Regions from separate parts of the Homo sapiens genome. Here region 2 is linked to region 1. Evidence: chromatin contacts called from ENCODE Hi-C or POLR2A ChIA-PET data. All regions are on one chromosome and are shown on one strand. The core of a region is the stretch at or near the end of the contact, and the rest is flanking DNA. Distances in the headings are between cores, read along the strand shown.

Region 1 (2,637 bases), core at 86-2,585:
CATTATATTTTGGAGCCAAGAGGAGCTAATTGATACTGTTATTATAATTAATGCTAGTCCTGACTCAGGAGGGACCTGGCGGTGGAAAGCCTTTGAGATCTTTGACCTCAGCACCATCTGAGTGGGAATCCCAGCCCGGTCACTTAGGAGTTAGGGGCCACAAGGAGCCTCACAGGGCCTCATTGTCCACCATGTGAAGTACAGTGGGCCAGGCCCCCAGCCATGGGCAGTCACAGTGGGTGTGCAGGCACAGGGTGCTGGTGGCCCTTCCTGATGCTCTGTTCATCTCACATGCTCACCGGCTTGCTGTGTGTCTTTGTCCACCAGGATAGAAGCTCATGAGGGCAGGGGCTTCTGCCAGTGTTGTTCATTGCACTATCTCCAGAGTGTGGCCTGGCACAGAAGGATATACTCAAGCATTTGTTGAATAAAGGAATGAATGAGTGAATGAATGGACAGCAGGGAATATTTTGGACGGCAGCCTTTTCAAAGGACGTTCCCTTCATGATCAAGGCAAGGGGGATGCCTTAGAACAGATGCCCTGTGGACCAGAAGGGAGTATCCAGGTTTTAGAAGAATACTGCACCTGAGGCTTTGAGATTTGGGGCAGCAGAGGGTGGAAGTTGCTGGAAGGAGGCTGAGTAAAATGACATAGCTCCTGAACATGGGCAGGTCCCCAGAGCAAGAGTTCGAATGGGGCCCACATGGTAAAGATCTTCATATTTAAAAAATGACACATTTTGCTTATACATTGTTGAGTAAAATGGTTTCTCTCCTACTACCTTGACCTTGATGGCTAGGTTCGAATTTGGAATTCAGACTCCTTGAGACTTCAGGCCAGCAGAAGGCCTTGGAGGAAGCTGCTTCCAGCCCCTGCTGCCCTCGGCCTCCCTTCCCCCTCTCACATCTCCTCTCCTCCCTCCCTGGACTTCACTCTTCCCTGTCAGGGTGCTCCACCCACAGGGGTGGGCCTTGGGCCTCCCCAGGCTCTGGGATGTCCAGGGGATCAGACTTGGGCCCTGGAAGTAGGTTTGGAGACATTTAGGCTAGGAATTCTGGGGGCTTGGGTACAAGGCGTGGATGGGATCAGGTCTCCCTGGGAAGGCTCGTGCCCTCCCCCATCGACTCTCCTGTCCCTCTCTTCATGATAGGAGTGCTGGACCCAGGACAGGGGCCCCCTGGTCCCATCAAAGGGCTGTGCTGGTTCAGGGAATACCCTTCCCCTTATGGGCTGTGACAAACAAAATCATCTTAAGGGGAAGCCCCTTGTCATGGGGCAGGAAGCAGGCTGCACAGGGCAATTTCTGCTTCCCTCTGATAGGAAGGGTTGGGCTGACACTGAGCTAGGGTGGCCATGCCTCGCCCTGACCTCAGGCCCATGGGCCCCGTGGATGAGCAGGGGCATGCAGGACAGGCCTGCAGGGCAGGGCAGGGCAGTAGGGTTTTCATCGGCAAAGCCCCGTGATCCTCACAGTAGCCCCAGGAGTTGGACCAGCCTGGACCCTTACCCCATTTTACAGGTGAGGAGACAGAGGTTCCAGAGGCTGGCAGGGCTCGGCTAGGATTGCTTTTGCAGAGAAGAGGTTCAAGGCCTCATCCAAAGGTGTGCAGCTAGTAGGAGGCCGGGCAGGTCATGAATTGGCAACTTCTCATTCCGAGTCCAGGAGCCTCTTCCTTACACCAGCCCTTGGGAAGAGTGGCCTTCCCCAGGCCGGTGGTCAGAATGGTTCCTGCCTGGCTCTGGGGGCGGCCTGGGCTCTGGTCTATCAGTCTTAAGAGTGGGGACAGCCATGTGTGCTGCCCTAGCTGGCCTGACTCTACGGCTTTGGGTGCCCAGGAAGCTCTGGTATTCTTGGACGGAGCCCCTCCAAGCCCCTAGACTTGTGAGTTAGCCCAGGACTGCAGCTTGGCAAGGCTTCCTGTGCCTGGCCCATGACTTCTCAGAGGGACTCCAGGTCCTGTTTAGGCACAATTTTAAGGCCCCTCTTGGGTCCTTGAGTTCTCTGGGCCTCACTTGTCTCCAGGGGCCTTGGGTTCTTACTTGTGAAGCACCCAGGTAGCTGCTACCCTCCTGCATCCGCGATCCCCTGGAGGTGATGACAGACTCCACATGGCCACTCTCATACTCTGGTGGCTGAGGCTGCACTAGGCTTGGGGGGCCCCTGACCCCTGCCCCTCCAAGGCCAGGGTGAAATGCCTCAGAGGGGGATCTGTGTCCCCTGTAGCTACCTGGAGAGGCTAGATGACCCCCTGGGAAGTATGGGTGTCACTGCCTGTGGGGTGACTGTGACTAATCGAAGGTGGGAGATGAGGGAGCTGGCAGACCACTTCCTCCCTTGGCCTCCTGGGCAGGCTCTAGGGCAGGTCTCTGTGCAGCCTGTTTCCAGGGGCCCCACGTGGCCCAGGGACCCTTAAATCTCTTGGTGGCTTGGGAAGCAATGACCACGTGTTTACACACCGACCTTGTGCTTGCTTTCAATCTTTCCCTTTCCTCTCATTGTTTCTGCCCAGGGATTGGATCTTTCAATAAAACGTTAGCATCTAAGTCGGCCTCAGTTTCTGCTTGGTGGGGAATCTGGGCTAAGTCAAGTCTGCAGGTAGCTGCTGCCACCTGGGTTTTCTCATTCTGCAGACAAT
Region 2 (2,637 bases), core at 48-2,547, 46 kb after region 1:
ATTCTTCTTTTTTAAGTAAAACGGAAAGAAATTTTGTTTCGCCAGGATATCTGCAACTTTATTTCTCGAAGCAAAAGTCAAGGTCTGATAATCGCCTCAAGATGATGGTTTGTGGCTTAGTAGAGCCTCGCGGCACCCTTGGCTCTGGTGTTTCCTTTGCGCTCCCTCTTGCAGTCACCTCAATTTACTGATTTCATTAGGAGATAAGGGGGACAAAGATGGGTTATAATACTTGAGAAAAATGCAAAACCATTAGCAGGTCATTGTTGAAGTCAGAACATGCCCTGTTAAGCTTCTTAGGCAACCCGTGGCAGCCAATGATACGGGGATTAACCTGTCCGGTGTGTGTGCGTGCATGTGAGTGTGCAGGCCTGCATGCGTGCACAGGCCACGCGCCCATCTGCCATGAGGAACTTACATACGATAAGCTCTGTCAGTGAAGTGATGAATACACGGGTTATTGACCAAAACAGTTACTTTTTACTTGCCTTTCTGTTTTCTCTCATTCTAAGTTTGAGGCTCCAGTTAAACATGCATCTGTTTGGCCTTAGGGCTGTATTTGGGTGGGCAGGCAGGAGGCTCTCTGAGCTTGGTTCTGCTAACCAGCTGGGTCAAAAGGTATAATTGGATATGACGGTTAATTTTGAGAATCAACGTGATTGGGCTAAGGGATGCCCGGGCAGCTGGTAAGCATGACTTCTGGGTGTGTCTGGGAGGAGCTGAGACTGAGTAAAGAAGACCTGCCCTCCCCAGTGTGGGCAGGCATCAGTCAGCCTGCTGACAGCCTGAACCCAACTTAAAGGGGGAAGAAGCGGGGGTTCTCTTTTCTCGGATAGAGCGGGGACGTCCGTCTTTTCCTGCTGTCCTACACTGGTGCTCCTGGTTCTTGGGCCTTTGGACTGAGACTGAACCACACCCCCAGCTTTCCTGGTCTCCAGATTGCAGACGGCAGATCGTGGGACTTCTCAGCCTCCACCGTGTGAGGCACTTCCCAGAATAAACCTCCTCTTCTCTATTTATAATCTATCCTATTCATTCTGTTCCTCTGGAGCACCCTGGCTGAAACACTGGATGACCACCGCAGCTCCTGTGTGGCCCGCCCAGTGGCCAGAAGGTGACACAGTTTCACCGTGGGGTGTGATGTGGCATCTGAGAGGCTGCCTCGGTGGCTGCTCCTCAAAGCTGAAGAAGCGAGCAGAGGGTCGGTCTCTCCTCATCTTTGCCCCGCGGAACGAGATAAGGGATGGGCCGGCTAGCTGGCGGAGGGCGTGTCCTCACTTGAAGTCTTGAGACTTCAGAAACAAAACTGAAGATACGTTTTAACACTGAAGGTTGTTGGTGCTTGTGGGAGTTTAAAGAGCAGGAAGGGAATTTTCCTCCGTCTCTGTTGTCCTTGTTTATTTTTGGTGCAGGCAGTGTAACAATTTGCCAATACCTGATATGGACGTTTCAGAAGATTGTGGGTTGAGGGGTTTTCAATACTTGTTTGAAATTGTTGAAATTGTCTGAATTGTTACGATAATTGTATGGAAGCATTATGCTCAGAGGAAGGTGGGGAGCTGCTGTGTTTTCGAGGGCAGGGCAGGGCAGGAAGAAACAGGCTGCAAGTACAGCAAGCAAAGGGTGAGGCGGGTGGACAGTTGCGGAGTCTCGGGTGGGGGCTGAAAGCCAGGCCCCCTCCTCACCTTTCTGAGTGGGGCTGGCTGAACCACAGGGCCACAACCATGGGCTTCCTGAAGGCCTGCCTTTCTTGAGGGTGTGATTTTATGAATTGAAAATTATTTCAATTATTCAGCTAGCCATTCATTTACTGCTTTTAAATTTGTGAACTTTGGAGCTGAGATAATAAAACCTAAGACTGAACCTTCACCTTTAGCAGCACTGTATCTTCTAAAAATCAACATTGATACTAAAATATGTGGCTTCTAGTTCTGCCCAGGTCCACGTGGCTTTGAATAATTACCACTCTCGGTGCTTGTCCATCTGTAAACGGGGAATAATAGCACCAAACCTGTTTCTCTTACATGTTGGTTGTGAGAACCAAAAGATAATATACATATACAAAATGCGCTGAAAAATCTCCAGTGCAATGCCAGCCTGAACTGAGAGATTTATTATTAGGCACATAAAAGAGTAGGCATACAGAGGTCTAGAAAGCTCACCTGGGCTGGGTGCGGTGGCTCATGCCTGTAATCCCAGCACTTTGGAGGCTGAGGTGGGTGGATCACTTGAGGTCAGGAGTTCAAGACCAACTTGACTAACACGATGAAACCCTACCTCTACTAAAAATACAAAAATTACACGAGTGTCGTCGTGGGCACCTGTAATCCCAGCTGCTTGGAGGCTGAAGCATGAGAATCACCTGAACCCGAGAGGCAGAGGTTGCAGTGAGCTGAGATCATGCCACTGCACTCCAGCCTGGACAACAGAGTGAGACCCTGTCTCAAAAAAAAAAAAAAAAAAAAAAAAAGAAAGCTCACCTGTCTTTATTTTATTTTTTGCATTATGGACATTCTGTTTGTGAGTCTTTAGTAAATATACAACTATGCAGGTAAAGTCAAGGCAAGAGTCAAATTTTACATAACAACTTGAAAACACTTTCTGGGGATTTGTCTCCTAATAATATACGACTATTTC

What was found. Hi-C counts contacts between places; a loop is a spot of excess contacts on that map. ChIA-PET counts read pairs that join two places held with the same protein, here RNA polymerase II (POLR2A). Pooled maps may share reads with other maps.
Region 2: POLR2A ChIA-PET joins it to region 1 with 6 read pairs in CD8-positive, alpha-beta T cell. The contact joins the enhancer-like site here to the promoter of LINC00299 in region 1. A Hi-C loop is called at or near these places in 2 of 168 maps with a recorded cell type or tissue (CD14-positive monocyte and CD4-positive, alpha-beta T cell), 2 of 37 single-sample maps with no recorded cell type and 3 of 50 pooled maps. POLR2A ChIA-PET finds 5 or more read pairs at or near these places in 9 of 52 experiments (CD4-positive, alpha-beta memory T cell, CD8-positive, alpha-beta T cell, CD8-positive, alpha-beta memory T cell and 6 more).

Annotation. Positions count from the first base shown.
Region 1 is chr2:8,327,117-8,329,753 of GRCh38, reverse strand. It overlaps LINC00299 (long intergenic non-protein coding RNA 299), which reads left to right and starts at 1,335. Exons shown (of 9, transcript NR_034135.1): 1 at 1,335-1,520.
Region 2 is chr2:8,280,696-8,283,332 of GRCh38, reverse strand. All of the region lies in intron 7 of LINC00299 (long intergenic non-protein coding RNA 299), which reads left to right. Among named protein-coding and RNA genes, the nearest start is that of LINC00299, 46 kb to the left of the region's middle. RefSeq lists an enhancer at 1,401-1,901. Within about 2 kb of position 1,297, at least 3 of the 41 ENCODE cell types and tissues checked have a DNase peak (open chromatin) inside an H3K27ac peak, as active enhancers do; they include CD8-positive, alpha-beta T cell, where a contact is called at or near this core.